Regions from separate parts of the Homo sapiens genome. Here region 1 is linked to region 2. A link is a loop called in an ENCODE intact Hi-C map of the cell type or tissue named here. Cell type or tissue: PC-3. All regions are shown on one strand. Links, peaks and the distances in the headings refer to the core of each region. The heading gives the core; the rest is flanking DNA. Region 1 overlaps LARS2 (leucyl-tRNA synthetase 2, mitochondrial). Region 2 holds the start of LARS2-AS1 (LARS2 antisense RNA 1).

Region 1 (15,578 bases), core at 6,103-14,102, 100 kb after region 2:
TCTAGGGATTACCAGCTTTCTCTCCCTTTCATCAAAACAAAATTTTATATTTGAAACCAATTCAGCTTCTAATTGAGAGCAACCATGGTTACTGCTTCTCCAAAAACTGCTATTTTCAGAGTGTCATGGTGTCTTTGGAGTATGTTCAACACTTCTTATTTCCAAGAAATGAGAAACACAATATTTAATTTTGTTTAGCAAGTGTAATAACTCACCATTATTACAGATTGGGGATAAAAATCAAGTGAATACTTCAGATTATAAAAACCAAATGACAGTACCTAGGCCCAAAGCAGCAGACCTCCTCTGGGAATGTGGAGGAATGTGACAGGCAGATAAATCTGCCAGTTTCCAGTCAAGGCACTGGACCAGCAGTTCGTTCTCTCCTTCGAAGGAGATCTGAGAGAATATGCCCTGGAAATTCACTATCTACTTTCAGATGCTACAGAGATTTGCAAATTTGAAAACTAAATGCCATGCTATGCACTCTCCGGGCACTTCATAAACACTTGTTGACTGACTGGCAAACTGAAAACTGATGGAACGTACATTATTGTTTACTTGCTAAGAACTTCCCTTGCTTCCTGATATTTGTGGATAATTATATTATGATTATGCAGCTGCCAGACACATAGCCTCAATTTTCTTCCTCCTCCGCAGTGAATAGCAAAAAGGCCCAAGCAGAAAACTCTTCTACTTGGGCAATGCCTGGTGGCTTTTTGCCTGAGACAAATTATTCCAAGCCCAACTCTGTGAGGGGGACTTGGCACCTTGATGCTTTTATCACCCGGCTTCTGGACCAGAAGGTGCTGGGGAGACCAGCCGAGGTGGGAGGTGGGGAATTTTATTTTCCAACCATCTGTGCATACAACATATGAAAACACAACAAAATCACCATATGGAGCTAAGTTTTAAATATGTCATCAGGCATTCTATGAGTTTAAGAAGAAACCGATTGGCAGTACAGCCTTTTCTGATTACTGAAAGAGAATAATTTATCTCTGGCTTCAAATGGCCCCTGCTCAAACATCCAAACCTCAGGACTCTCTTTTTATTGCTACTATTAATTGGGTTACACTTGAAAATTACATATTGTTTTTAGAGGGTTTTCTCAGTGATCATCTCACATACACAAACCTCACAACAAATCCATGATGCGGGTAGGGCAGACACCATCACCGCTTTGACTAACCCCGTTTCCTAATTGATTCATCACCCCCAAACCACCTGCCCCTCTACATACACAGTCCACATCTAATCTGTGTGTGTCTGCTCAGCTGCTTGTGACCTTTAGTTTTCTTCTCATTTCAATGGGATGTATTTTCCAACCTAGAGAACCATGTCCATTTGGCTCTGTGGAGCATCCGATCCCATTCATGTAAGTGCCAAATCTGGGAGAGCACTTACATCAGAACTACCTGAAATGCTTATTTAAATACCAATTCCTGAGCCTCACGCAGGACTATATCGCAACCTGCCTTTTTAGCAAACTCCTCAGGGGATCATTACACACCCTAAAGTTTAAGAATCATGGACACACAGAGAAATTTTTACAGAGCATAAATGGTTGGATGCCAAACTTGACGGCAACAACTTCATGTTCTGAGCAATGTTTCTCAAATTCCACAGGCTCCAATTGAGAGGTCTGCTAGTCTCCCTGATGGTTTCTAAATGTATACTTTTACATCAATAATTTTTAAAAAGATCACCCAAGATAAGAATATTCTGGGTCAACTAGATCACCTTAGGTGGGGGTCATTGGAGCTGTTCACAAACATTTTGATCCTCCTCACCATCCTGGCACATGGTGGGAATATTCTTTACCCTCTTTGAGGTTGGATGTGGCCATGTCAGTGGAAGTGACTTGAGTCCAAGTGGAAGATTTAAGAGCCAGTGGGGATTCACTATACCCCCTTCTCCCAGCCACAGAGATGGGGAGGCACTCACTGAGGTAAGAACAGCCATCATCGAGGTCCTGACTACCTTGAACTGAGCCCTCCTGCTAGGCATGTAGCAAAAGCAAGAAACAAAATTTTGTTGTTTTAAGCCACTGAGATTTGGGGATTGTTTATTATAGCAGCATGGTCTAATTTTTCCTGATTGATGAACCTGATCACCAAGAACTAGCCCATGAATTGGGTGTCTGGGGTTGCCTTTGTATTTATAATCATCTAAATGTCAAGTAATCATCTAGAATGACAGAGTTTAACTTTTAATTCAATATTTACCAAACTTGAGCCCAAGGATTTTGTCACTGAGATATGTGAGTTCTAAAGTTTGAGAAACATTATTCTGGGCTATATATGCACAATGAACACTTAGTCCAGACTTAAACAAAGGAGTTGTATGCTTTTAAAAACATCCATTGAATCAATCAACTCACAAACAGTTGAGGCTTATCAGATTATAAACTCCTTGGGAACAAAGGAGTTGTTATCTTATAGGCTGTTAGGAACAAAGGAGTTGTTAGGTCTTATAGGCTGTAGACCTAAAAACATGTTAGTTACATTTGACCATTAAAAACCTGACATGATGGTTGGGTGTGGTGGCTCATGCCTGTAATCCTAGCCCTTTGGGAGGCCAAGATGGGAGGATTGCTTGAGGCCAGGAGTTCAAGACCAGCCTGATCAACATAGTGAGACCCCATCTTGTATAAAGAAAAAGAAAAAAAAAAAACTTGACATGCTAACACAAAAGAAGTTAGAAAGACCTTCCCTGCCACTGAGAAGCTTATATTACTGGGCAGATAAAACAACATGTGGATGACATATAGACCTCCCTAGTTTGTGGTTCTGACTATAAGTGCTAAATTATTTCATAACAAATGTGAACTGGAGAATTGAGGGATGGATTTATGGTAGAAGTAAGAATTTAAATGGGCTTTGAAAAATAGCAAGGACTGGCCGGACACAGTGGCTCACACCTGTAATCCCAGCACTTTGAGAGGCCGAGGCAGGCTGATCACCTGAGATCAGGAGTTCTAGACCAGCCTGGCCAACATGGTGAAACCCTATCTCTACAAAAATTAGCCGGGTGTGGTGGCGTGTACTTGTAATCCCAGCTACTCGGGAGGCTGAGGCAGGAGAACTGCTTGAACCTGGGAGGCAGAGATAATGCTGTTCTTAGTGTGCCTTAGAACTATTTCATATATCTCCATTCAAGAATAGAGCTGGTGCTCAATGATTACTTACTGACTAAATTAATCAATACATGTGGCAGACCCTGTTTGGCAGGCCCAGATTAGATATTCCTTCCCTGCTTAGAGTGAGGATCGTTAAACTTGAGTCCAAGTTTATTCAATCTCAGGGACCAATCCTGACACTGGGCAGGAAAGATTTTAAAATGACAAGGAAGCTCAACAGACTTTCTTTCACATCACTGACAATGAAACCAAGATTTGTTTCTCTTTTCCCACATCACTTAAAAATGACCAGACAAGTTTTCACCAGATTTGGTGGTTGTATCTGAGATGCTGTGACTTAAATATGAACTATGAAAATTAATAAGAAATTAATTTCAGGAGAACCTAGAGAACACCCTGAAAAGAGGGCTTGCTATCTTAAACACAGCAACTGAAACTGTGAAACAAAAAGACAACCTTAGGTATCTGCTGATCACACAGACTAAGAAACCATCAACCAAATAACAAATAGTGGTTTCAACCATAAGCAAATCAAGCCACAGGATGGATAATATGAATTACAAGATTCATTTATTAAATGGTGACGAATCACCTTCCTAAGCAGCTCTGAGGAATAAGATCAGTATAAATAATAATTACAGCTGTCACTTATTATGGGATTATTATGTGCCAGATACAAGCACTATCTCATCTAATCCTCATAACCCTGTGAGGAATAAAGTATTGTTATCCCTATGTTAAAGATTAAGAAAGTGGGATACAGGGACATTAAATGACTCTGTAGAGTCGCTTGGCTAGAAAGTGGTAGGTTCAAATCTAGGTTGTTCAATTTCTGGGTCTAGCCTGACCTTAGGCTTCAGATATGGTAGGAGGACTCCTTGTCTTTTGGGCCTGAGCTGCCTGCAAGGGTACCAGTTCCTTTGGGCCTGGAGCTCTGCCTTGAGCCTCCTCTGTAACATCTCATCCCATCCAAGGAAATTAGAATCCCACCTACAAGCCCCTCAACCACCTGTTTTGCTAACAGGCTTCCCTGCACCCTATCATAAATGTACAGTTGCTATAAAAGCTTAACTGTCCCAAGGCGGGCGGATCATCTGAGGTCAGGAGTTCGAGACCAGCCTGACCAACATGGTGAAACCCCGTCTCTAATTAAATACAAAAATTAGCTGAGTGTGGTGGTGGGTGCCTGTAATCTCAGCTACTTGGAAGGCTGAGGCAGGAGAATTGCTTGAACCCAGGAGGCAGAGGTTGCAGTGAGCTGAGATCGCACCATTGCACTCCAGCCTGGGCAACAAGAGCGAAGATCCGCCTCAAAAAACAAACAAAAAAAAGCTTAATTGTAGGCAATTTGCCTGCACTCACTAATTGTCCGAAATAAGTTGGCCTAAGTTAAAAAAAATTTAGACAAATCTAATTAAAGAATCACAACTAGATTCTTTATCACAGTGAGATAAAGAATTGTCTTTATCTTTATCTTTAGGCAAAGAGCCAATTCATTCTGTCCCACATCTTTCTTTTTTTTTTTTTTTTTTTGTCTTTGGAGACGGAGTTTCGCTCTTGTTGCCCAGGCTGGAGTGCAATGGCATGATCTTGGCTCACTGCAACCTCTGCCTCCCGGGTTCAAGCAATTCTCCTGCCTCAGCCTCCCGAGTAGCTCAGATTACAAGCACGGGCCACCATGCCTGGCTAATTTTGTATTTTTAGTAGAGATGGGGTTTCTCCATGTTGGTCAGGCTGGTCTTGACCTCCCGACCTCAGGTGATCTGCCCACTTCGGCCTCCCAAAGTGCTGGGATTACAGGCATGAGCCACCATGCCTGGCCTGTCCCACCTCTTTCTAATAAACATAGCAGAAATAATGAAAAACAGTTATCTGGGAAAAATAACATCTGACAAAAACCAGAGAGACAAACACCCTCAGCCATCTTAAAGTGGAACACAAATCTCTGAATTTGGTAGTATAAAGTTATTTAACTCTTCAAGTGACAAAGACATTACAACGTGACCCTCTTTTAGGAATACTTCTTGCAGCCAATGTCAGCTCAGCATAAAATTTCAAACCAGTTATGACAATGGATGTACTTACCTTGCTAAAATAAAATAGAAAGAACTGAGAGGCAGCAGATATCATTTGTATAGGCCCTGACAGGTTCATAGTAGCAATGGCCACTGGGGTTCCAGTAAATGTTTAATTAACAATTGGCTCTCTGGAGGAAAAGGCCATGATTTGTAGGTTTGCTGATTACCATGACGTAAATACTCCCTCAATGGCAGATTTCAAGCTGCCAAGGTGACTAATAAACACAACATTGGGCAGAGATATACATAGTTGGCTCTCAGGTGCTGGTGTGTGCAGGTTCCTGTCCACTGCTGGCAATTGCTAATACTTATTGGTTACATACTGTGTGTTAGGTATCTAAGTGCTTCATAGTCATCCTCTTTGAATCCTTTTAACAGGCCAATGGGGCAGGTACTATTTTATCCCTATTTTATAGATGAGAGAAAACAAGGTGTTGAAGAGGTTAATTAATTAACTACTCAAAGGCCACACAGCTTGTAAGTATTAAGAGCTGGAATTTGAATCCTGGCAGTTTGGTTCAATGGGCCATGCTCTCAGCCCTTCTTGAATACTGCCATATTTCGTAGGTGGATAAAGAAGATATTATGATTATCCAACACCCATCTTAAAGATGATGTGTTGCTAAAGATTGCTAGTAAAGATTAGGCTCTGGGCTAGGTGCGGTAGCTCATATCTATAATCCTAGCACCTTGGGAGGCTGAGGTGGGTGGATTGCTTGAGCCCAGGGGTTCAAGACATGCCTGAACAACATGGTGAAACCCTGTCTCTACAAAAATTACAAAAAATTAGCTGAGCGTGGTGGCACACACCTATAGTCCCAGCTACTTGGGAGACAGAGTCGGAAGTTGAGCCTGGGAGGTCGAGGCTGCAATGAACTGTGATTGCAACCACAGCACTCCAGCCGGGGTGACAAAATGAGACCCTGTCTCAAAAAAATTTTTTTAAAAAGCAGGCGGGGGGTAAAGAGGAATGGCCCACATCAGCCAAGGAAGGGCGTTTGTCCTCCTCTCTCACAATAAATTTCACCTCATTCTTCAAGGCCCATATCAGATTCTTTTTTTTTTAAGATAGTGTCTCACTCTGTTGCCCAGGCTGGAGTGTAGTGACACAATTACAACTCACTGCAGCCTTGACCTCCCAGGTTCATGTGATTCTCCCACCTCAGCCTCCTGAGTAGCTGGGACTACAGGTGTGTGCCACCACACTGAGCTAATTTTTTGTATTTTTTGTGGAGACAGGGTTTTGCTACATTGCTCAGGCTGGTCTCGAACTCCTGGGCTCAAGTAATCCTCCTGCCTGGGCCTCCCAAAGCACTGGAATTACAGGCATGAGCCAGGTGCCCAGACCAGATGTTCCTTCTTTAGTGGCACTTTCCCCAACTCCCCAGAGTTGTTACTCCCCAAATATCTTTTCTTAAAAAAATTATTTTTTTCCATTAGAAAATAAATACATGCTCTGCCGGGCATGGTGGCTCACACCTGTAATCACAGCACTTTGGGAGGCCAAGGTGGGCGGATCACGAGGCCAGGAAATCAAGACCATCCTGGCTAACACAGTGAAACCGTCTCTACTAAAAATACAAAAAATTAGCCAGGCGTGGTGGTGGGCACCTGTAGTCCCAGCTACTCGGGAGGCTGAGGCAGGAGAATGGCGTGAACCCGGGAGGGGGAGGTTGCAGTGAGCCGAGACTGCGTCACTGCACTCCAGCCTGGGCGACAGAGCAAGACTCCGCCTCAAAAAAAAAAGAAAAGAAATACATGCTCAAAGAATATGGAAAATATCAAATAGAACAGAAAGAAATATCTTGCAGTCTCACCTGCCACTCATAGCACTGATGTGTATTTGTACTGTTGACCTCAGTTCGTTATATACAATGATTCTCTACTCATGGGTGAGTATCTCCTGGGAAGATTATCAGTGTTATCCACATTTGTATCTACCTTTCACCCCATTCCCATCTGATCTCCACCCCAGCACAACACCCAACTCATGGCTGCCCCCCAATTAACCTAGATGCTTTATTATAATATCATCTAATCCATAAAAGGAAACACTGAGCTTTTCATGTCCATCTTCAAAGCTGTCCTAATCTTAACTAAAGTTGGTTTTCTTCATTTGTCTTGAACACATATTACTACATGCCAACCCTGCGTGTGGCAGACAAGGGCTGCTCCAGCAGGCACCTGTTCTTACCTGCATCCCTCTCATCTTCTGGAACCGTGCTATGGTGTCGCTGATGGTGTAGACACGCACATGGCCCATGTGCAGCTTACCAGAAGGATAAGGGAACATGGAAAGCACGTAAAATTTTGGCTTCGATTTCTAGGAAAGAACGACAATGAGTATTTATTAAGCATTTTCTGGGAACTCTGCATGTATACATAATATTTTGGCATTTTACACAAAGTAATAATTTAACATTTTAAAAGTTTCCTTTTAAAAAGAGTGTTCCCAGAATGTAAATCAATTAAAATGTCAAAAAGCAAAATTCAAAGCCCTGGTTTAAGCTAAAGAATGTCCAAAATAATGCCAAACAACCTCTAAGTGTTAAGTACCCATATATCTTTTTTTTTTCTCTTTTAAAAACTTATTTTTTGAAAGGAATGAATTAACAGTATTTGCAGTGACCTGGGTGAGATTGGAGACTATTATTCTAAATGAAGTAACTCAGGAATGGAAAACCAAACATCTTATGTTCTCACTGATATGTGGGAGCTAAGCTATGAGGCATAAGAATGATACAATGGACTTTGGGGACTTTGGGGGAAGGGTGGAAAGGGGGGTGAAGGATAAAAGACTACAAATAGAGTACAGCCTATACTGCTCGGGTGAGGGGTGCACCAAAATCTCACAAATCACCACTAAATAACTTACTCATGTAACCAAATACCACCTGTACCCCAAAAACCTATGGAAAAAAAAAAGAAAGAAAGAAAAGCGGTCCCAATGCAGACCCGAAGAGAGGGTTCTTGGATCTCACGCAAGAAAGAATTCAGCGCCAGTCTGTAGAAGAAAGCGAAAGCAAGATTATTAGGAAAGTAAAGGGATAAAAGAATGGCTACTCCATTAAAAAAACAAAACAAAACAAAACAAAACAAAAAAACACTTCTCTTTTAAGACAGCTTCTATCTAGGTCCTTAAAGAACTGTTTGTTTTTCCGAAGGAAGCTCTAACATACATATATCCATATAATTCAAAGAAGCAATAGTTGAATCACATAGATGTAACATCTCTAAAAATGGAGTCTCTTCCTAAATTCTCTATAGCTGCATTCTGACGTAGGTTTAGCAGTAATAACAGGATCCTAAAGTACCAATTTGGGTCCTGAGTTTCCCCATTGTATTGAGAGCCTATCTTTCAACAAAAATGTTGAAATGGGAAGGTAATGAGAAGATCCTTTTAAAAAGGGAGAAGGTTGTTGTTCTCCAGGGATGATAAATAAGCAGCCTCAGACCAGGGTTATATAACTCTCCAGCTTCCAAAGAAGCAGCTTCATCATGAGAAACATAGACAACTGTACATGTATCTGAACAGAAGGAACACAGGCCAATGAGTCCTTATTGGATCACTGACTTCTGGCATCTTAATTCTTCCCCTGGTAAAATGATGAATGTCGTCATGAGTGTGCACATGAATGGATAAGGCAAACAAAGATGGTAGTCCTTGAATTAACTCCTACTGGGGGGACCTACTGTTCATGGGGGGACCTACTGTTCAAGGGCAAGAACTGTGCTTTAGTCACCTCTTTCTCCACGTCTGCCCCCAGTGCCAGCAGGAGTTTCATAAAATGTTGGATAAATGTTCGTTGGCCTTTGTGCTCCAAAAGCCTGATAACTGGCCCCTATGGAGCACTTTTTACCCAGCAAACTTCACAAATCCTACCCAAGTAATAGGAGGGTTCCCCACACCCAAGTTTAAATCATCTCATGACAGGGTCAAGGGTGGAGGGGCTGGAGAGAAAGGAAGAGCAACAGGTAACTGGGTAACTGATTCTGTTTCGTCACTAAGGGTCAGAACTTCTGCTTTTATTTATTTCTGCCTTCTGTTTTTTCTTCCTGGCCTTATTCCCTTGCTAGAACTTTACTCCAGTTCTTTAAGAATTTGCTTCCCCTGAAGTAATGCAAACAAACACGAAACAGAATATTCATAACCCTTCTTTTATGTACATATGTGGGATGGGGTTTTTAAATATTGTTTGCTGAATGTTCGCATGACTGATAATACACATAAACCAAATATAATCAGTAGAGCAGAAGAAACCAGAAATCAGATTCTTGCCAAGGAGTTCGTAAACTTCTTTCAGCAAAGAAGTTAAACAAACCTTTAACGGAACCATTAGCACGTGGCAAAAAGAAACCCACAAAAACTAGAGTAGAACTTTTCTTTGTGCTGCCCATCCTCTAGAAATTACCAAGGAGTGTTAAGCTGCCTGAAGGAAGAGATGGGAAAAAGAGAACAATTAAGAAATCTGGATCATACACAAATTAGAAAATCATCTGGAACTGCTGAAATGACAACTACAATGGATTTATACAAACAGGATGGAAAGCAACACATTGGTCAGACACTTTAATTAGAAACTGCAGATTTATAACTCTTAGGAAAACCACAGAAATCTGAGAGAGGACCTGAGATTCAGGGGTTGGTGGGAACTCAGGAACTTAATAACTGTCCTTAAGAAAGTGAGTGGCAGATAACCTTCTCAGCTTATGAGCAAGTCGTCCAAGGAGGTACAAGACCCCATTCTTTTACTTAGTGCAGAATCAGAAGAAAACTATCCACTCAATTCATGCCTTACTCCTTACAATGAATTAGGCTTATGGCTTATTCTTCAGAAATTTTTAGGAATATGGGAAAATAGCTGTTAAGAGTTCTTTGGGAGCTAGGAAAACAGTAAAATCCTTGATCTAAGCTGTTTCTAGTTTTTCATTTGAAAGTTTTTACATAAAATTATTTTTATTATACTAATGTTTGTTATGTATTTAATTTACCAATCTTGCCCCAAACATTTTCCACCTGTAATTTCTTTACTAGCATCTCTTGTTTTACATTTGTTCAATAAAGATTAAATTAATAGCAAAATCAAATGAATAATTATATACTAGCTAAGCCAAAATCCAAATCTGAGTTCATAAAAGATACATAGAAAAGTATTGTTTTCTAAAGTCTTTAATATTCATGAAGATTTCTGTTTATTACAGAAAAGGTATTCAGCTTATTGCCTGTCCCTGCCTTTTGCTTTTCTGCATGAATTAAGTCATTTTCCTCTGTGACAATGAAATGAGTTCTATCATCTGGGGGTGGAAAAGAGAGAAGGAATGATGGGAGTTTCTGTTATAATTGAGCAAGAATCTGATTGAAAGGGAAATTTTCATAATTATATAAAAGTATAAGAATTTAAGCCTTTAAAAGAGATTAAGATTTAAATGATAGGGAAAGGATGGCTTTTATAAGTGGGTCCTATTATTTTTGTCAGCTTCTGACTTTAGAAGAAAGATGACTTCTGCCTCTTTATAGATCACGCTCTGAAGCTGTGGCTGAGCCTAGAGGGTGACAGAGTAAAAGGAGCACCTCAATAGGAATCCGGAGCCCCAGTTCTGGTCCTAGCTTTGTCACTAGCTGTGAGGCCTTGGGCAAATTCTTTTGCCTTCTGGGATCAGTTTGCTAACTGTAAATCAAAGGTGAGACAAAAGAAGGTTTCTGTGTGGAAAAGCATGAGCTCAGGAATCAAACACACATTTGATTTTGAATCCTGGCTCTGCCATGTCTTGGCAAATTACCTAAACCTTTTTCTGAGCCTCAGTTTTCTTACTCCAAAAATGAGGATAATAATACCTACCCGCTGGGTTGTTTCAGGATTAAATGAGATAATCAATTGAAAGACAGTGCCTGGCACATGGTTAAATGCTCATTAAATGCAAATTATTTTTTAAATGATAAATATGGTGATTTCAAGACATTCCATTTCAAAAAACTTATGTGAGTGGATTTCAAGTGAATCTGATACCAGAGTGAGATCGATTATAAATGCTTCAAAATCCATGAGCATTCCGTCATAGTCTCAGGTCCTGATAGACACACCACGTTCTGATCTTTGTGTATCTTTTATTTATGTACCACTTCAGTTTGTAAAATGCATTTTGTCACACATTTTCTCATTTGATTTTCAAAACAATTCTGTGAGATAAACAATGCAAGGAGCCCAGAATCCAAAACATTAAATGATGTGGCCTGGATCACACAGGTTTCCTGGGGCAGAGCCAGCATTGCAGCCCAGGCTCTGGCTCACTCACTGAGTGCTCACTCTGCTTTGCCATTCCTTGATTCAAACCCTGATAGGGGGCTGCCAGGGGATCACACACAATGCCCCTTATGCTATCTCCCCAATTGCTAAAACAATTTATTTTGATCCATTTGATATTTTAAAAAACTGTATGCTTAAGAAGAATGAGATGTCACAAAATCAGTAAGCTACAACATCAAAACATTTGGAAGTCAATAAATGATTATCTAAACCAAAAGGGAAAAAAAAGCTAATTTTACTGTCCTCACTCAGAATTAAACTGCTCCTTAAGAGTTTGTTTTCAAAATCTATTAAGTTACATTAGTCTGATGATGTTGACACAAGGGCTTTTCACTTCCTAACAAGGTAGAAGTCAAGCTTTCATTGTAAAATTATGTATTACATTCAAACCTTCCCTTTTTTTCATTTCATTTTACTTGTTACACACTACATCTTTTTCAATAGCAATTTTTCTTTCTAACCATTGCCCAAAATCATCTTTCAGTTTAACACAAATAGCTCTCCTCCCCTTACTCATTTTTCATAACCACCAATCTCACAGAAAGAATGAATGTGTTGACCGAATCAGGAGATGGGGAAAAGGCAAGTCTAGAGAGGTGTGGTCTTGTGCAGCTGTACTTATTCAGCTGCTTGCCTTGGGCCTAATCTCTTTATTAAACATAGAGGGTTTGTATTATTTGACTATAACTACTACAAAGAGATGATCAGAATTTAAAACTCCAATCAGATTCAAACATTTCATGTAACAATCACATCTCCCAGCTGTCATTTTGACCAGTATCAAGAGGTAAGGGTTAACACGTTCCAGACTGATTCCCAGCAAGCTGGCCTCCCAGAAAAGGAACAGAGAGCACTCTGTGGAAACTGGCTGCAGCCAAGTATTATGCTTCCACCATTAATTCAGGTAGAGTGCCGAGCTGGTGTACCTGGTGCAGAAGCCAAGGGTCCACTAACTCATGTAGCTGCTACCTCAAGGTTAGACCCTACCCCAGTTCACAACAGTGAAAGGGCTGGTGTGCCCCAAACCATGATGCTAAGGCAGCAGAACAGAGTTGGAGGCTACGATTGCCAGGGAAGGGGCAGTTACTTCTCAGAACATGTAGCCAGCGAGGAGCCCAGGTGCCTCTCCTGGAGTCTCAGATATGACCCTGCCAGATCCCTGTGTGCTGCCCCACCATGCAATGGACCACAAAGGACCCATCATCTGGTAGAGCTCCTATTTTGATGAGCTTCCCCAGTAAATGTTGCTCTAGAACACCTGGTTTGCTGCTGTCTGTCATACACCTCGTGCGCAATATTACTATGTGTGCATCCACCACATTGGAAACTCTTGTAAACACTACCTTTGTATCACCTCATTTATGCCTCCCAATCCATTTACCCCTCCCAATAGTGCAGGTGGGCACTATTATGATCACTCTCCATCTCAGATAAGAGAATTGAAGCACAGAGAAATTCAACAATTTGGTTCAAGGTCACATATTTAATATCTTATTTGAACCAGGTAGTCTAACCCCAGGGTCCAAACCTTCAACCCCTCTTCTCTACCCTCTTAGAATCTCTCAGAATACTCACATCAGCTTCTGAAATTTTGGAGGCCTGTTCTTTTATTCGTTGATGCCACCATTTCTCAACATCCTTTCTTGTCTGCAATGTATACTCTTTTGTCCACTTTCCCGTGGCACTGTAGATGCTTCTGGTACATCCGGGAATTACTCTCCTTTCCCACTTGATGACATCTGGCCCACCATTTAGCTGTCTTTTCAGAAGAGAGGCATAAAAACCCAATCTCTGCCAAACAGAAGCCATTCTTCAGAAGGTGAGAAGGCCCTGAAAAAGAGGGCAGAAAGCACACTATGAGCTGCCTCAAACCCTCCCCAGAGCTTATCTTTCCATTTGGCACAGTCCAGTGTTCTGGCCCTGTGCTTTCCTCTTACTTTTAATAATTTCTTTCCCTGAAAAGAATACTTTAGCAATTCAATTGAGCTAAACACAAACTTTTTAATAGAAAATATAAAGGGTCAGTAACCCCTAACATCAAAGATGCAAAAATCCTGTAGGAAAAAATGGAGACCATCAGCTGGCCAGCTCCTGCGCAACCTCACAAGTTGCATGGAAGGCATGGAGTGCCCTCCCTCCCCTCCCCATGGGCCAGCCCAGGGACTCTCCAGCAGGCTTCACTTCTTATGTCTTCAAGCCTCAGAAGAGCTCAAGCACATGCTGAGTTGGCGTTAGGCTCAAATATCAGAAGGGGTCTAAATACAGGCCTCCCAGGAGGGCCAGAAATTCTGAACTACTATTAGTAATTTTTATACATATTATGAGTTAAATATACCCTGTAGGCTGAACCAGAAAATAACCATTATTTAGAAGACTGTTAATTCATTTAGTTTCTCCTTCATTTACCAAATATTTATTTATTTATTTACTTACTTTTTAGAGACAGGGTCCTGCTCTTTCACTCAGGCTGGAGTGCAGTGGCATAATCATACCTCAGTGTAACCTCTGACTCCTGGGCTCAAGCGATCTACCTGCCTTAGCCTACCAAAGTGCTGGGATTACAGGCGTGAGCCACCACCAAATATTTAATGACTACCACTAGGCCCACACGTTGTTCTAAGTACTGGGAATATAGCAGTAAACACAAACAGAGTCCCTTCTTTCTTTCTCTGTTTTTTTTTCTTTTTTGAGACAGAGTCTCGCTCTATTGCCCAGGCTGAAGTGCAATGGCATGATCTTGGCTCACTGCAACCTCCACCTCCTGGGTTCAAGCAATTCTCCTGCCTCAGCCTCCTGAGTAGCTGGGATTATAGGCATGCACCAACATGCCCGGCTAATTTTCGTATTTTTAGTGGAGATGGGGTTTCACCATGTTGGCCAGGTTGGTGTCGAACTGCTGACCTCATGATCCACCCACCTTGGCCTCCCAAAGTGCTAGGATTATAGGCGTGAGCCACCACACCTGGCCCAGAGTCCCTTCTTTCGTAGCACTTATTACATACTAGCAGGGAAGCAGATAAGAAACAAACAATAAGGGAGGCAGATGAGAAACAAAAATATATAACATGTGGTCACGGTGAGTGCTATTTTTTGAAATACAACTCATAGGTTGGGGCCTACCAGGATATCCAGTTGTGATTCAAAATCCAATTTTAATGTTTCGTTGGCTTCTTCCACAGGTAAATACTGGAAATGACCTCACTGAAGAAGTTTCATGTTTTATTGCTATTCAAAGGGTTGAGGTGAGATTTTTATCAAATATTTAAGATATAAATACTAGACTAAATAGCCTAAACTTTCTCCTTCTGGCATAACAGCATTCAAGAAGTGCTACAGTGAAAAAACAGATGACAACAGATCTTTTCAAAACCAGAGAGAAATAAAGAAACCCGGCACTCTAAGCTGATGTTCTTTGATTCTCTCAAAATTCCACTTCTATCAGGATTTGGCCTGTTTCACAAAGGTACTAGAACACAAATGTTGCCAGGAAGGTCAATATAGGCTTATAACAGTGAGTTTCAAACTCACATAAGACAGCAACATAATGTGGGCATCTTACAAGTTGGTCTGCCAAAGTCATTGACATTATCAGTTCTCACTACATTAAACACCTCTTGCTTCTTCAGGGATAGAATAAAGTGCAGACTTAAAAAAAAAAATCTCTCTTAGGCCACGGGCAATGGTTCACGTCTGTAACACCAGCATTCTGGGAGGCTGAGGCAGGCGGATCACCTGAGGTCAGGAGTTCGAGACCAATCTGGCCAACATGGCAAAACCCCTTCTCTACTAAAAATACAAAAATTAGCTGGGCATGGTGACGTGCATCTGTAATCCTAGCTACTAGGGTGGCTGAGGCAGAGGAATAACTTGAACCTGGGAGGCAGAGGTTGCAGTGAGCGCCACTGCACTCCAGAGCCTGGGCGACAAAACAAGACTCCATCTCAAAAAAAAAAAAAAAAAGATAAAAAAGAAATCTCTCTATTAGTTGGGCTTGGCTATTTTAAAGTACACAGATCTGATTACAGGCATTTGAACTATATGAAATTGGTTAAA
Region 2 (15,578 bases), core at 6,354-14,353:
GTGTTTTCCCTCCACTTTTCCAGGGAGCCAGGGAATGGGCTATAGGGAGTTGGGAATCTGGTTTTCACTCTTGGCTGAAGCTGGCCATGTCTACTCTCATGCGTAGTTTAGCTCTGAATGAGTCACACTTGTTTATTCATTCAACATGTATTTACATGATAATTGGGTACACAGCACTAGGCAATTAATTGGAGAGCTTACAATAAGAACAGGCAGCCCAGGACATGCTCATAAATAACCATCAGCACTACAAGAAAGACGTACCAAATGTGATTTGGAGGCGCAAGGTGCACAGGAATGAAGGACAAAGGACATCAAGGGCCCTGCTGGACTTGGAACCCAGGCCTGCTGGAGCAGAGATCACATCACATTGCCAAGTTCATTATTCAGATTCACAATTGGGGTAATGTGTTTCCCTTTTGTTCACTCATTCATTCACTCAACAGATGGTACTTGGGAACAGACTTGCGTATGCAACTGAGTTATTCATTCATCATAGTGACTGTGCACAGCAGGGGCCTTTATAAGTGAGTGGAAAATCTGCAACTCTAAACCACTAACAAACCGTTCTGACTCAGGGACCATCAAACGCGGGAGTATTAGGCAGGGCCTCTGCCTTGAAGAAGGCCCTGGATTTCTGAGTCAGCTTTCTTCCTACTCCTTCGGTACATCCCTGGAGGTAGATCATGCTTGCTTGCACTGAAGCACAGCTATATGTAAGCACAGTGATGAAAACTGGGGGGAGATCTTCACAATTTCTTCATTAGTTTAGACTGCACTAACTCAGAAATTGCAACAACTGATAGCTGCTGGGCATTGAAGGCCACATTTGTCCCACTTGGAAGAAGGAAAGAAGGAAGGGAGGGAGGCAGGGAAAGAGGGGAGGAAAGGTAGGGAGGGAGGAGAGGGAGGAAGGGAGGGAAGGAAGGGAGTTGCTAATTATTAGGATAAACAAGGAAATTCAGAACATTGATTGATTGGCCATGTTAAGTGCTCTTAAAAAAATCACTATATACAAGGAATGTGCTAATTACAGTATGAGCAAAGAATATCAGGATGTATCAGAGCCCCACCTTCTTGCTGCAGATGACATTTACCTATTCATGAAGCCCCAGAGAGCCTGCTGCCCACTCCCCTGACCTGGTGCGAGAGTGGCCTGCCAGGCTGCAGATCTTTGAAGGCCATAGATCTCTGAAAATGGTCTCCAAATTGGACTTTTCATTAAATCAGACTAAGTTTACCTTCCTCTTCTTCCTTGTTCTGTGCCCAGGGCCATCATGTCACATAATTAGCCTAGTTTCTAAGTATTAGCCATGGCTCATTCTTGAAATATCACCATTCCCATTTCCTAGCAGCCAGTTAGTGGCGCAGAAGGAGGGTTTACTAATACAGCAGGACCCAAGTAAAGCTTCTCTTCCCTTCCTGTTCCTTTTCCCAGTAGCCCCGTTTCTGGCATGATCAGAGTAACAGAGAAGAAAGCTCTGTGGATAGGGGCTTGCTGTGCTCTCCACGGTCAGCAGGCGGCCTGCCCTTCTCATGGGAGCTCCCTGAGCAGCTGCTTGCTTCTGACAGCCACCACTTTCTGTTGATTCCAAACTGAAGGGAGAAATTCAGTTTGGGGAATTTAGTGTCTAAGTTGCATTACAGAGCTACAACAAAAAGTGACAAGATTCCATGTTTACAGCGGTCTCCCACAAAGGGAGAGAAAAGGCTTCCTGATCTCATTCAGTGAAGATGGGCCATGACATGTTCCCACGCTCTAATGTGCCCCCTCTCTTTCAACCTGGTGCTAACCACCGGAAGGAGGGAAGCTGAAAGCTGATCCTACCCCACACCCACAACCACAGCAGGAGGCTCAGCATATTTTCCTTCTTTGGAATATATACCATACTGTAAATGATAAAGTTACACAATCATTGTAAAAAATCTGGAAAAAATCAGAAGTATATTGGGCTCACCACCCAGAGATAGCTAGTGTTAACATGTTGGCATGAGTTTTTCAAGTCTTTTCTCTTGCTTTGAGTATGTGTATATATGTGCTTGTATATATAAAGACAAAGATAACCAAGCTGTATCTTGCTTTTTCTATTTCTCATTACTTCAGATGAATTTCTCCATGTTATTAAACATTCTTTGTAATTTAATTGAAAGTGTTGTATAAGTGTGCTCCACGTAGATGGATTATACTTTATTTACCCTGTCTCAGCATTTTGGGGCATTTAGATTGTATCCAAATTTTTAGCTACTTGAAATAACACTTACATGAACATCTTGGTGCATAAGTTTGCATTTCTGATTATTTCCTTAGGATAGATTTTTAGCAGTGCAATTAGTGCACCCAAAAATGAATAGTTTTAAGGCTCTCACTATGTATTGCCAAACTGCTTTTCAGAAAGATTGTTCCAAGCTACTTCCTGCAATATATGAGAGCTGCTCTTATGCTAGCTTCCTTACTACATGGAAGATGGCATCTCACTGCTGAATAATTTATATTTGCCAGTGAGGGAAATTTTTTTTTTTAAAATCATAGAAATGGGGTCTTGCTGTGTTGCCCAGGCTGGTCTCGAACCCCTGCACTCAAATGATCTTCCTGTCTTGCAATCCCAAAGTGTTGGGATTACAGGTGTGAGCCATCGTGCTGGGACGGAAACATTTTACAGTGTAAGATGTTTATTATTTTATAGTGTGATAAAATGTTTATTAATCATTTGGATATCTTCTTTTGTGGGTTTCCTGCTTACATTAATTCCCGGTTAATCATTAACTTGGTATTTCAGATCACACAACTAAGGCACCTGCTGTCCTGTGTGGTGGCACACTTAACTTGGAGGCCAGCCTCTTACGTAAGGTAAGGAGACCTTAAAGTACAAACTGCAAGCCTAACTGTGCAGGTGATGAAAAAAAATGTCCACAACTCTTACAAAACAGGAAAGATGATTAGATATACATAAACCTTTGCTGTCTGTATTTGAAGAAATTAGAATCAGAGTGAAAAGAGTGCTCAGAGATAACTGAGTTCCTAACATATGAGGCCACTGAGACCCAAAGGAGTTCAGCTTCTTGTCCACACAGCTAATCAGGGGCACCACTGAACATGGACAGAGGTCTTTGGATTCCTGTTTCACAGCTGCTACTTGAGACAAGGGCTGAGGGGCTCAGAAATGTTAAACTAAAATGGAATAGCTGTACTATCATCTCAAATAGCCTCCTGAAATTACAATGCTAATCAAAAGGAATACAGAACTAGACTAGGAAATCCTGATTTATACAGATTTCAGAAATACACATGTGGTTGACAGGTCTCAATTTTTCCTCCCAGCCCAGCTTGATAAAGTTGTTTGGAGGCTCTCAAAAATTCTGACTGTAGAATTCCAAATTACTCATCTCAGAAAGTGGGTGATTTTCATTTCATGTGTGGCTGACTGGTTTACCAATACACCTCTAAGAAAGAGGTAATGCACCGGGAGAGTTTTCAGAGGCTGTTGCTGCCCTGATGTGATCCAACAAGAGTAATGCTGACAGCAGCACTGAGTAACAGTTAAGATGACTTTCTGTACCTTCCTCAAAGGTCAGCCTTTTCAGTAATTAAAATAAGTCTCTTTTGGAGGAGGAAAGCATGGAACGGAATCTTGAACAGAATTTAAAAACAGATTCAAAAAAACAAAACTCCATAGGTCTATTTCAATTTACACCATATAGTTGTTCCTTAATGTTGATGGTAAAGCAAAATCCAAGTGTTACCTGGAGGATCTGCAAATTGGCAATGCATTTGAGTGAAAACAAAGTCATATTTGAAACTGCATTTTAAAATTACATCAGCATGCAGCAAACCCTTTTTCCTGCTTGAATATAGTCTTAAACTATTGTAAATAAGTCATAAAAATAGTCAGACCCTGTCCTATACCTTAGGATACTTGGCCATTGAATAATTTACTGATTGAATACTTCCATAAAAAATCATTCAGAAACTGGCAGAAATATGCTCTACTGTTAAGGAGCTAGAAATCACTTACATATGGTCTTTGTTTCCAGACCTACATAAGAAGGAGCTATTCCCCCAACTTTTTTTTGTAGGCAGTGTCTTACTTTGTTGCATAGGCTAGCGTGCAGTGGCAATCATGGCTCACTGCAGCCTTGAACTCCTGGACTCAAGTAATTCTGCTGCCTCAGACTCCCAAGTAGCTGGGACTACAAGTGTGCACCACCACACCTGGCTCATTAATTTTTTTTTTTTTTTTAACAGATGGAGTCTCACTACGTTGCCTAGGCTGGTCTCAAACTCATGGCCTAAAGTGATCCTTCCACCTTGGTCTCCCAAAGTGCTGGGATTATAAGCATGAACCACCACGCCTGGCCTGAGATGTTTCTCAAGTTGTATTTGGTTTTTAACTTAAGTTTGAATCAATTCTCTCTAGCCCATGGAGGATATTTCCTTTGTTTCTTGTTTTGTTTTAGAAACAGGGTATTCCTATGTTGCCCAGGCTGGAATCAAGCTCCTGGGCTCAAGTAATCTTCCCGCCTCAGCCTCAATCTCAGCTTCTGGAGTAGCTAAGAACATAGGTGTGCACAACTGCATGAACTGGAGAACATTTCCTCTGAAGAATATAAACTTTTATCTGTTTGTTTCAAGGGATTAAACTCAATTTCTTTTTCTTTTCTTTGCTTTTTTTTTTAATTTTTAGACAGAGTCTTGTTCTGTCACCCAAGCTGGAGTGCAGTGGCACGATCTTGGCTCACTGCAGCCTCCGCCTCCCAGGTTCAAGCAATTCTCGTGCCTCAGCCTCCCTAGTAGCTGGGGGCTACAGGCGCATGCCACCATGCTCGGCTAATTCTTGTATTTTTAGTAGAGATGGGGTTTCACCATGTTGGCCAGGCTGGTCTCGAACTCCTGACCTCAAGCAATCCACCCGCCTTGGCCTCCCAAAGTGCTGGGATTACAGGTGTGAGCCATCACATCCAACCTAAACTCAATTTCTTAAAAAAAAAAACAAACAAAACAAAACAAAAAAAACACTAAAAATGTGTAGTATCTGTGAGACCATGACAGTAACAGGACACAATTCCCATTATCAATGACAATCTTTATCTAGTTAGGTAAATTAGTTTCCAGACATAAGAAATGCAAAGCAGAACTGGCAAATTCTAGAACCTAAAGTACAAACACTTTAACAAATTTGTTTATGTGAGGAGTAATGCTGTTAATGTTTTTAGTGTCCTTCTGATGCAGACCAGTTTATTTTCATACATGAAGGTCTCTGGGGCTGATGAGAATAAATTTATTTTAAGCATTTAATTTAGACCCTAAATTAATTTTCTGTACAGTAGACTTCTTTTAATCCATGCATGCATGTGCAGAGTCGGCCATCTGGTCCGAGGGTTAAGTGAAGGGAAGGAGCTTTCAATGTGCTTCATTGTAATGAAAATGGGTTTCTGTCTGCATTTCAAAAGTTTTAAAAGTAATATTTTTCTATCTATCAAAATTTTAAAGACACATATTTTTTGACCCAGAATTCCCCAGTGTTAGGACTTGAGCCTACATATATGCTCCCAATTATTTGCTAAGCGTATAATAAAGAGGATCACTGGACTTAAAAAAAAATAGTAATTGGAAGAATAGGTGACCGCTTACATAAATTATGGTATATCCATATGAGGGAATACTATGCCTACATTAAAAAGAATGTGATATCTGTTTGTGCTGATATGGAAAGACCACCAAGCTACATTATTAGGTCAAAGAAGCAAAGGACATGTATGCAATATAAGCAACATTTAAAATGACTATATCAATAAAAACACACGTGGGGATAGGCAAAATATTTTCCTGGCAGAAATAAAAAGAAACCTAAAAGTCGAGGAAAGGGCTAAAGAGTGGCGTGCAGGGAGGGAGACAACAATGTTCACTTTCTGTGTAGTTACAAAATGGTTTAGACATGTATTACTTTTTTTTAAATTGTCAACATGGGTTATCTGGATAGGGAAATAATCAGATATTTCCCCCCTTTCCTTCTCTGTAATTAAAAAATATTCTAAAGGATGTTGTAGTAAACAAACAAACAGAAAAACAACATAACAACAACTGAAAAAAAAAATCCAGCAATTATGCTTCTGGTAATACAGCAGACAAGAGAGCCTGAATTATTGTCCTGATGAAAAACAAGTGAAAAAGTCAGTTGGAGTATAAAATACATTTGAGCTGGCAAAACCAAACCAAACCCAACTTAGGAAAACACAGTTACTGAAGCCAGCTTCCACCCTGGGCATAGCTATAGAACCCCTGTGATCATAAATGTTTGTGCATGGCATGGTACACAAAAGATGGGACACCAAACCTAAAGCCTAAGCAACCTTGGGAGTCTAGAAGAAGATCTCAAACAAGGCAGGAATCGTCACTGAACCAGAAATCATCAATGAACTAGAAATAAACCTGTGGTTAGAAGAGACAAACAAGGAAACTTGCCTATCTTGACCATGGTGATGTATAGGAGGAAAGAAAAGTATTTCTCCTGAGAATCTGTAGACAGAAGTTGACCCTCATGTGGGTTTGGGACTGTATTCGTATTACCTATATGGTCCTAAAAACCTCAAGCAGAAAATTCAGTTTAAAGTGATCTTGGATTGGTAGCATCTCCAGGCAACAGGGAGAAGCTAACACAAAATCACCTCTAGCAGAGAGGTTCCAAAGAGTTCCTACAAAAAAAAAAGGGTTCAAGAAATATAAGGTCAGTTAAAACACCCCTTGCACCCCATCCCCCAAAGAACTAGGCATCATGAGTGAGAACAGCAGAAACAACAAATGACTAAACAGACCCATAATGACATTAGATAAAGAATTATCAGATAATATAAAATAGTATGTTTAATCTATTTTAGAAAATAAAGTCTTAAAAGATACCATGAAAATACTACAAAAATCATAAAGGAAAATTTAAAAACCTAGAACTTCTAGAAATGAAGAATAATTAAAATAAAAAAACTCAAAGAATGGGTTAATCAGCAGATAGAGACAGAGAGACAATTAGAAACTGGAAGATAGCTATAAAGAAATTGGCTGGGCACAGTGGCTCATGCCTGTAATCCCAGCACTTCGGGAGGCCGAGGCAGGCGGATTACTTGAGGTCAGAAGTTTGAGACCAGCCTGCCCATCATGGTGAAACTCCATCTCTACTAAAAATACAAAAATTAGCTGGGCGTGCTGGTGGGCGCCTGTAGTCCCAGAATAAAGATCCTATCAATAAGCCCTGGGATATATGACAACTTGATTTATGATGGAGAGGGCACTACAGATCAGTGGGGAAAAGGATGGACTATTCCATTAACAGTACTGACACACCGAAAGCAGTAGCCATAAAGGAAAGATTATTAATTTTTACTACATTAAGAGTTTCTGTTCATCAAAAGATGCCATAAAAACAAGACAAGCCAAGAACTAGAAAAAACTACTTGCAATACATATAGCTGAAAAAGGATTAGTATCAAGAATATTTAAAGAACCCCTTACAAATCAATAAAAGAGAAACGATCTAGAAAAAATAAAAGCATAGGATACAAACAGGGATTTGATCACAGAGATTCATAAACCTATGAAACATGATAAACTTCATTAAGAAATCAACTATAGTCAACAATAACTTAATTAAACATTTAAAAATAACTAAAAGAGTATAATTGGATTGTTTGTAACACAAAGGATAAATGCTTGAAGGAATGGATACCCAACTTTCCATGATGTGATTACTATGCATTGCATGCCCATACCAAAATATCTCATGTACCCCATAAATATACACCTACTATGTACCTGCAAAAATTAAAAATTAAAAAATTAAAAAAAAATCGGTGTCTTGAAATTCAAATTTAACTCACAACGTGACCCATTATATACCCACTGGTTTGGTGAAATTTAAAAGTTGGATAGTACAAAATGTTGATGACGACGTAGAGTGATCGGATCCCTCATTTCTACTAGTGGGAGTATAGGCTTAGGTAATCACTATGGAAAACAGTTTGGTGTTTCTCAAGACAGTTGAACACGTGCGTATCCTACAATCGAGCAATTCTACTCTTAGGTACACATTTTAAAGAAATGGTGACGCATATGTCAGGAACCACGTGCAAGAAGGTTCATAGCAGTTTTGTTCATAATTGCACAAAACAGTCCAACCACCATTAATGGTGGTATGATACATAAACTGAGTTCTATTTTGGAAGTTTCATTCCATATAATGGAATATCACGCAGCAGTGAAACAGGAATGAAATATAACTTCATCCGTCAGCACTGCTGAATCTCAAAAAACTGTTGAGTGAGGAAAGCAAGACAGAATACCTGAAATATAATTCTACCTATGTAAAGTTCAAACACAGGAAAACCAGACAATATATAGTTTAAAAATACATGCAGAAACGATACATTTATAAAGAAAAGCAAGAAAGTGAGGAATTAAAAATCTGGGATCGGTATTAGCTAGGGGCGAGGTGGTGGGCGTAGAAGAGCGATACACAATTGGAGGGGGCACCTTGGGGATTCTAAGGTACCTGAAATACTCTGTTTCTTAAACTGAGGAGTGGGGCATGTATGTTCATATATAAAAATTCCATATTTAATGTGTTGTACCATTCTTTAAATACATTAAATATGTAATTTTTATATATGATACGTTTCATGGGGAAAAGTACACACACATTTTTCTGAACATTATGAGGAAAGGGTTACAATAGGCCAACAGGAAAAGAATTTACTGATGTTTTTACAATGTGATTCTCTATTTCAAATCCACTCTATACATTTTTTAGAGGGATGCATCAAGGTGGGATTCAGCCAAGCTTAGGAACAAGAGCTGACATGGAAGGACTGGGTGATAAGCATGACCTCACATGAGATGCTATAAAACACTATGGGCCACTCCTCTCTGCCTCACAGGTACAATTCTTAATTACTTAACTCAGTTAAACAGAGAAGCACTGAAGGCTAGGTTCTATGCAAGCATGCAACATCACATGCCAGAACTGACTACGCAATATAAATGGACCTCAAATGATTAAGGTTGACAACCTCTAAAGCATACTAGAAAACTAGTATTCTACTACATGCATTTACCTTGCTTCAGAAGAACTGACACCTGCTTAAAGTTGCTATTCATGGAACTCAATTATTTTGCAAAGCAGTATAAGTGCTTACCTATGTTTAACCATTTTTTGATCATGGCAAAAATGACTAAAGAATCTTGCATAGAACAAGTGCATGACGGCATGTTCTTTCCCTCCAATGTACAAATCCACAGGCATCCAGTAATCGGCCACTGCTGTGTTAAAAGGGCTGTAAAAAAGAGATGGAGGCATTTTTAAAAACCTGCTTTGCCACAATTGTGTAAATTAAACAGGCCTATTGTAATATGCATATGCCCTGAAATGAACCGTATCAGGGAATAACAATGATTTTTTTAAAATATAAGAGAAGGCCGGGCGCGGTGGCTCATGCCTGTCATCCCAGCAGTTTGGGAGGCCGAGGCAGGTGGCTCACCTGAGGTCAGGAGTTCGAGACCAGCCTGCCCAACATGGCGAAACCCCATCTCTACTAAAAATACAAAAATTAGCCAGTTGTAGTGGTGGGCACCTGTAATCCCAACTACTCAGGAGGCTGAGGCAGGAGAACCACTTGAACCCGGGAGGCAGAGGTTGCAGTGAGCCAAGATCGTGCCATTGCACTCCAGCCTGGGCAACAGGGTGAGACTCTGTCTCAAAAACAAAACAGACAAACAAACAAACAAACAAACAAACAAAAATATATATATGAGAAAAGCTTATATAATAAAAAAGAAAAAAGTCAGGTAAGTGTTAATTTATGAAATTATAAAAATGGTTACAGAAGATATTACTGACATATTTCAACAAAAGCAATTTGCATATAAAATGAGGACAAAAGGAAAACATACCAGCAAAAAAAGGCATCTTGCTACAATGCACCTTGAATATCTAGATTCACTTTAATTTTTATTATTATGATTACACAATTGAGATGTCAGAGTTCCTACCAATAGAGGGCAATGTGGTATTTACAATGAAGATTAACATGCAGATACTAAATGTTTATTTATTAATTTATTTTCACATTAAAAAACATTTTTTTTTCTTTATTAAAGTTTGGGTCTTGCTTGGTCACCCACGCTGGAGCGCAGTGGCACAATCATAGTTCACTGCAGCCTCCAACTCCTGGGCTCAAGCGATCTTCCAGCCTCAACCTCCCAAGTATCTAGGACTACAGACACACACCACTCTGCCCAGCTAATTTTTTCTTTTTTTTTTTTAATTTTCTTTTTGAGACGGAGTCTCGCTCTGTCACCCAGGCTCGGTTGCAGGGGCGTGATCTCGGCTCACTGCAACCTCCGCCTCCAGGGTTCAAGCTATTCTTGTGCCTCAGCCTCCTGAGTAGCTGGGATTACAGATGCCTGACACCACACCAGGCTAATTTTTATATTTTTAGTAGAGATGGGGTTTTGCCATGTTGGTCAGGCTGATCTTGAACTTCTGACCTCAGGTGATCTGCCTAACTCGGCCTCCCAAAGTGCTGGGACTACAGGTGTGAGCCACTGCACCTGGCCATCAGTTAATTTTTTTAAAACATTTTTTATGGAGACGAGGTCTTGCTACGTTCAGTCCAGCTGGTCTTGAACTCCTGGCCTCAAGTCATCTTCCTGCCTCGGCCTCCCCAAGTTATGGGATTACACATGTGAGCCACTGTGCCCCAGCTGTAAATGTTTATTTTAAAATAGAAATTTGATTTTATTTTTTAAAGCAGTCTGAAAATATACTCAGCTAGAGACTGTATATTGCTTACTGAATGCGATGCAACATATTTAAGGTGACTTGTCATATAATAGCCCAATAACTCTCACCTAACAGATACTAATAGAAAGGCTTTCTCATACTCTTGGGTCCTAAAGGACACTGGAGAGGAAAGGAAATGTCATTTCCATTTTCTGGCTGGGACCTTCGGTGGGAGGGGCAGCACTGGCTGGCGACAGACCTCTGTGTTGCCAAGGTAATGCCGTCCCTTGAGGTCAGCCAATCAAGCAAACCTTTGCCTTTGGAGGACTTCGAATATTTGTGAATTGGTTCCCTGACACCTCAAGCCACCTTTTTCCCCAGGATAGACTTGGCTGGCTTCAGCTTTGAGGCTAGAAAAAAGAGCCTGGCTACCACCACATATTTGCATCTTAATATAGTTTGGTGTTCTCCAGTCACTGTACCAGAATTCTGATAAAATTTTTAAAAAACACTTTTTTTCTTCGTGAAAAACAGTTCCCTAAAGAAATTCAACTGCCAATCCAGGCGACAGAAAAGAAAGGAAAGTGAAGGATGGTATTTGGCCGGAAAACAAGTTTGGGATATATTAAGGAGTGAAATGTTGAAAGTAGCTACAGCTCAGATTTATGATCCACTCAGGAAACCACCCCAGGAAGAACTCGTGCTGGGGCTGAAGCTAACTACAGTGTGTCATGAGGGAAATGAAGTGCTCACTGCTGTTCACAAACTGGGGGCTGTGACGGTCTCAGGATGTCTCTCCCGCCACGGTAACTTGAGGTCTCTCTCATCTGTGTGAAGGCTTTCCTTTGAAGCACTCTGAGAAAGGAAAGAGCCTGACCTCACTTGCATTCTAAGCCAGTTGTTACTACATGAAATGCACCAATGGCCCCTTATAGAGGGAAGGCCCTGAAGGGGAGCCCCTCTGTGGGCCAGAGAAGGCCATGCTGGTGGTTCCCAGCCACAGTCGTCACCTTGCACCCTTCCTGCCTTTGCAGGGTGTCTTTCACTCAGGATCCCCCTCATTTCTTTTTTTTCTTTTTTTTTTTTTGAGAGGAAGTCTCACTTTGTTGCCCAGGCTGGAGTGCAGTGGCACGAGCTCAGCTCACTGCAACCTCTGCCTCCCGGGTTCAAGCGATTCTCCTGTCTCAGACTCCTGAGTAGCTGGGATTACAGGTGCGTGCCACCGTGTCCAGCTAATTTTTGTATTTTTGGTAGAGTTGGGGTTTTGCCATGTTAGTCAGGCTGGTCTCCAACTCCTGACCTCAGGTGATCAGCCTGCCTCGGCCTCCCAAAGCGCTGGAATTACAGGCGTGAGCCACCATGCCTGACAAGGATCCCCCTTATATCTGATATGAACTCAAATTACAGAATCACAACACTGCAGGTTGAAATTCTGGCAGGGTGAGGGCAGGAGTATCTGTCTCACTAGAAAGATATTATTTTAGAACCACGAAGAATAGGGAGGCATATTTTATATGTAGGCAACAGGGTTCCAGAATGTTTCTGCCATGGACAAGAGCAATTAGGCAAGGCCCTTTTAAGCACAATGCTGTGTTTTTTCCTGGGCTCTGGAAGAGTTTCTTTCGGTTCTCATTCTCTCTCTTTATAAGGCTACCTACTGCTCTCTTTTCCTTAATTTGTTTCTTTTTTTGGGGGGGGCGGGGTTCAAATAAACACATGAATACAGCTTAAAAATCAAAATGGTACTGAAAGATTTACAATGAAAAACAGTGGTCTCCAGCCCCAATTCTTTCCTTGCCTCAGGCCTGTCTCTTAGCCACTTTTAATTCTTTTGGTTGTTTCTCCCAGCAATTATTGAAAAAAAAAAACATGTTTATACTCTTTATTGATTTATCAATTTAGGAAATGATCTACTATGTAGTAAGAGGTGAGGCTTCTTAGCGGTCTCACCCTCCCTACCTGCTACCTTCTCTGTAGAGTTACATTATTCTTTTCAGTTAAATAAATAACATTACATCTTTACAATCATACAAATGCAGTTCACTGCAAGGAGGGTATCACAGTAGCATTTCCTTCTTTTTCCGTTTTGTATTTGTGTTGTACTTGGGATTTACTTGGCTGTGAATAATCTAACTTAATGATGTAGCACTCTCCCTTTAAGAGAGCCTGTTCCGAGGTGCACAGTTGACTGACAGCTTCCAGCTGCTGCATCTGTGGACCCACTCTGGTGTGTTCCTGCCAGCCCATGTTGCTCTCCCAGGCTGCTCCCAGGAGAGTAGAGGGAGGGGCTGGAGCAGAGCCATTTTAGCCTGACTGTAAGACTCTAATGGACAAGCTTTGCTTGGGCCTTCCCACTGGCCAGGTCGAGGCTTTCTCAGAGTTGTGCTGTGGGCTGAGGCTCCTCCACCTGATCCTCCTTCCTTTCCCTTCTCCTTTCACACCTGTCACAGCTCCATCGTGGTCTAAGAGCACTCTCTGCCCACTCCTCCTCTTCTCCCCTTTAATCTGCACAGGCATTTCCCCCCAAGAAATCTCTTGCATGTCTAATTCCATCTTGGTCTTTGCTTCTAGGAGGAGCCACACTGACAAATGCTCAAAGACATCAGCAGGGACGTTTTACCTGTGTGGATTATGAGGGTCAGTGTATCTGAAGTAGTACCAAGCAGAATCAACAAAGGTATCCATCGTGTCTGTCTCTCTCTTGGCTGCTCCCTTGCACCTAAGAAAGAAATGAAATTCATCAATTGGTTTCTTTTTAAATTTTAATGCAGTTTTCCATCAGCTTTTGAGAGAGCTATAAGTATGAATTTAAAATGTCATAAGAATAAAGCCACAGGCTGGGTGTGGTGGCTCACGCTTGTAATCCCAGCACTTTGGGAGGCTGAGGTGGGTGGATCACGAGGTCAAAAGATCGAGACCATACTGGCCAACATGGTGAAACCCCATCTCTACTAAAAATACGAACAATTAGCTGGGCGTCGTGGCGTGTGCCTGTAGTCCCAGCTACTTGGGAGGCTGAGGTAGGAGAATGGCTTGAACCCGGGAGGTGGAGGTTGCAGTGAGCCAAGATCGTGCCATTGCACTCCACCCTGGTGACATAGCAAGACTCTGTCTCAAAAAAAAAAAAGAATAAAGCCACATATGAAAAGACAATTCAGGGAAAGCTCTCTTTTTATATTGTATAGTATGCGATGTTTTAAAGAAATTTATTTACAAATAAAAGTTTCAATTTTCAACAATTAAAAGCCTTATTTTCCACTTCTCTGAATTTAACCTGGTAGAAAGCCTCACCATCCAAAAGGACAAGACAGGATTAGGTATCTCTTTTGTGCCTTAACTTCTGTTCCAGGCATGTCAAGATTGCCTTCGCCAATGCCTACTTTATGATGCTTATGAAGCCAATCAATGCATGAAGACAAATGAGAACCAAATATAGGGAGATGTGTGGAAAATCAACTTGGATTTTTCTTCTACTTCTGTTCTGGGGTGACAGGTGCAGAAATCTACCAGGATGACTCGAGGAAGACAAACCAACTTGGAAGCCCCAAAGGCAATGGTTGCTCCAGCTCATGCCAGCCTGTAAGAATCAATTGGGGCATCTCTTCACAACACTGTGACAAAAGATGGCAAGTTGGTAGCTTGAAACTGGCCCTGATGGGAGTATGTACATCACGGAAATTGGCAAATGCTAGAAATCAGGACCCCCCTCCAAAGCTAATTACATATCTACCATGAGACCACTGCCTAAAGGTAGGTTCCTTATGGAAGAGTGAAGAAAGCCCTGGTGTTCAAGACAGAGAATAAAGTGAGATCCTTGATATGTGAAGGGTTGCATAGAAAAAGGAATCCCTGTCCTAGGGACAGACATGTCCAGCAGGACCAAGGTCTCACAAGGGCCCAAGTGTTACACTCATTATTTTTATTTTGAGATGGAGTCTGGCTCTGTCACCTGGGCTGGAGTGCAGTGGCTCGATCTCAGCTCACTGCAACCTCTGCCTCCTAGGCTCAAGCAATTCTCCTGCCTCAGCCTCCTGAGTAACTGGGATTACAGGTGCATGCCATGATGCCCGGCTAATTTTTGTATTTTTAGTAGAGATAGGGTTTCACCATGTTGGCCAGGCTGGTCTCGAACTCTTGACCTCAAGTGATCCGCCTGCCTCAGCCTCCCAAAGTGCTGGGATCACAGGCATGAGCCATCATGCCCAGCTGCTACACTCATTCTTAAGAACATTCCTAGAGTTGTGGGCCTGTGGGACTGAAGGAACCAGGTGCCAAAAGCCACACTACCTAGGAACTCAAAAGAAGGTGCCCTTAGTCAAGCCTAGCACAGGACGGGGATTAGCTGCCTTGGAGACTCCTCAAGGCCTGGATCAGCAGAGAACCAGCACCTTCTGTCTGATGGGTAGGACCAGCTATCAACAGGGCCTTCTGTGGCAGTGGGAAGCCATAGCAGGCTCTCCCTTCTAAGGCATGGATGTGAAGCTCATCGCCCCTCCAAATATTGCGCTTTGGGCAGTGTAAGTCTTTGGGTGTTATTGGAGAATTTGGGGAGAAGGGATGAGGAATCCCAAGAGGAACTGATAAATCTTCTGCTAATTTAGCATGTATGGGCTTGAGTGTATTTTTAATTTAAGAATAAAAGAAGGGTTGTATTTCTGTCTTCCATTTGTGAAGTAGTTCATACCAGCTTTACAAATATTACCCAAGGAAATGGCCAGTCCCCCACATAGTCCTCCAGCTCCCTCGTCAGCTGGTTAAATGCAGTGGCTGAGCAGAGAGCATGGGCGCCCTAGATCTGGCAGGGCTTTGGGA

The links. Peaks named below come from ENCODE experiments on the same cell type or tissue, not always from the same donor. Only the 100,000 strongest peaks of a DNase experiment are listed, where the experiment ranks them.
Region 1: it touches region 2 in a loop (4-fold over the local background); 6 of 110 quality-filtered maps call a loop at or near these places.

The regions. Positions count from the first base shown.
Region 1 is chr3:45,392,210-45,407,787 of GRCh38, reverse strand. It overlaps LARS2 (leucyl-tRNA synthetase 2, mitochondrial), which reads right to left. Exons shown (of 22, transcript NM_015340.4): 3 at 13,101-13,355; 4 at 7,415-7,543. The coding sequence starts at 13,334. Among named protein-coding and RNA genes, the nearest start is that of LARS2, 11 kb to the right of the region's middle. RefSeq lists an enhancer at 13,792-14,991. In PC-3, for the core only: no CTCF peak of the experiment used is centred there; no DNase peak of the experiment used is centred there; H3K4me3 peaks cover 809 bases; H3K27ac peaks cover 1,296 bases.
Region 2 is chr3:45,494,182-45,509,759 of GRCh38, reverse strand. It overlaps LARS2 (leucyl-tRNA synthetase 2, mitochondrial), which reads right to left. Exons shown (of 22, transcript NM_015340.4): 14 at 13,387-13,485; 15 at 9,181-9,318. It overlaps LARS2-AS1 (LARS2 antisense RNA 1), which reads left to right and starts at 215. Exons shown (of 4, transcript NR_048543.1): 1 at 215-403; 2 at 2,778-2,848; 3 at 14,260-14,516. RefSeq lists a silencer at 1-143 and an enhancer at 970-1,836. In PC-3, for the core only: a CTCF peak has its summit at 10,017 (motif pointing right); no DNase peak of the experiment used is centred there.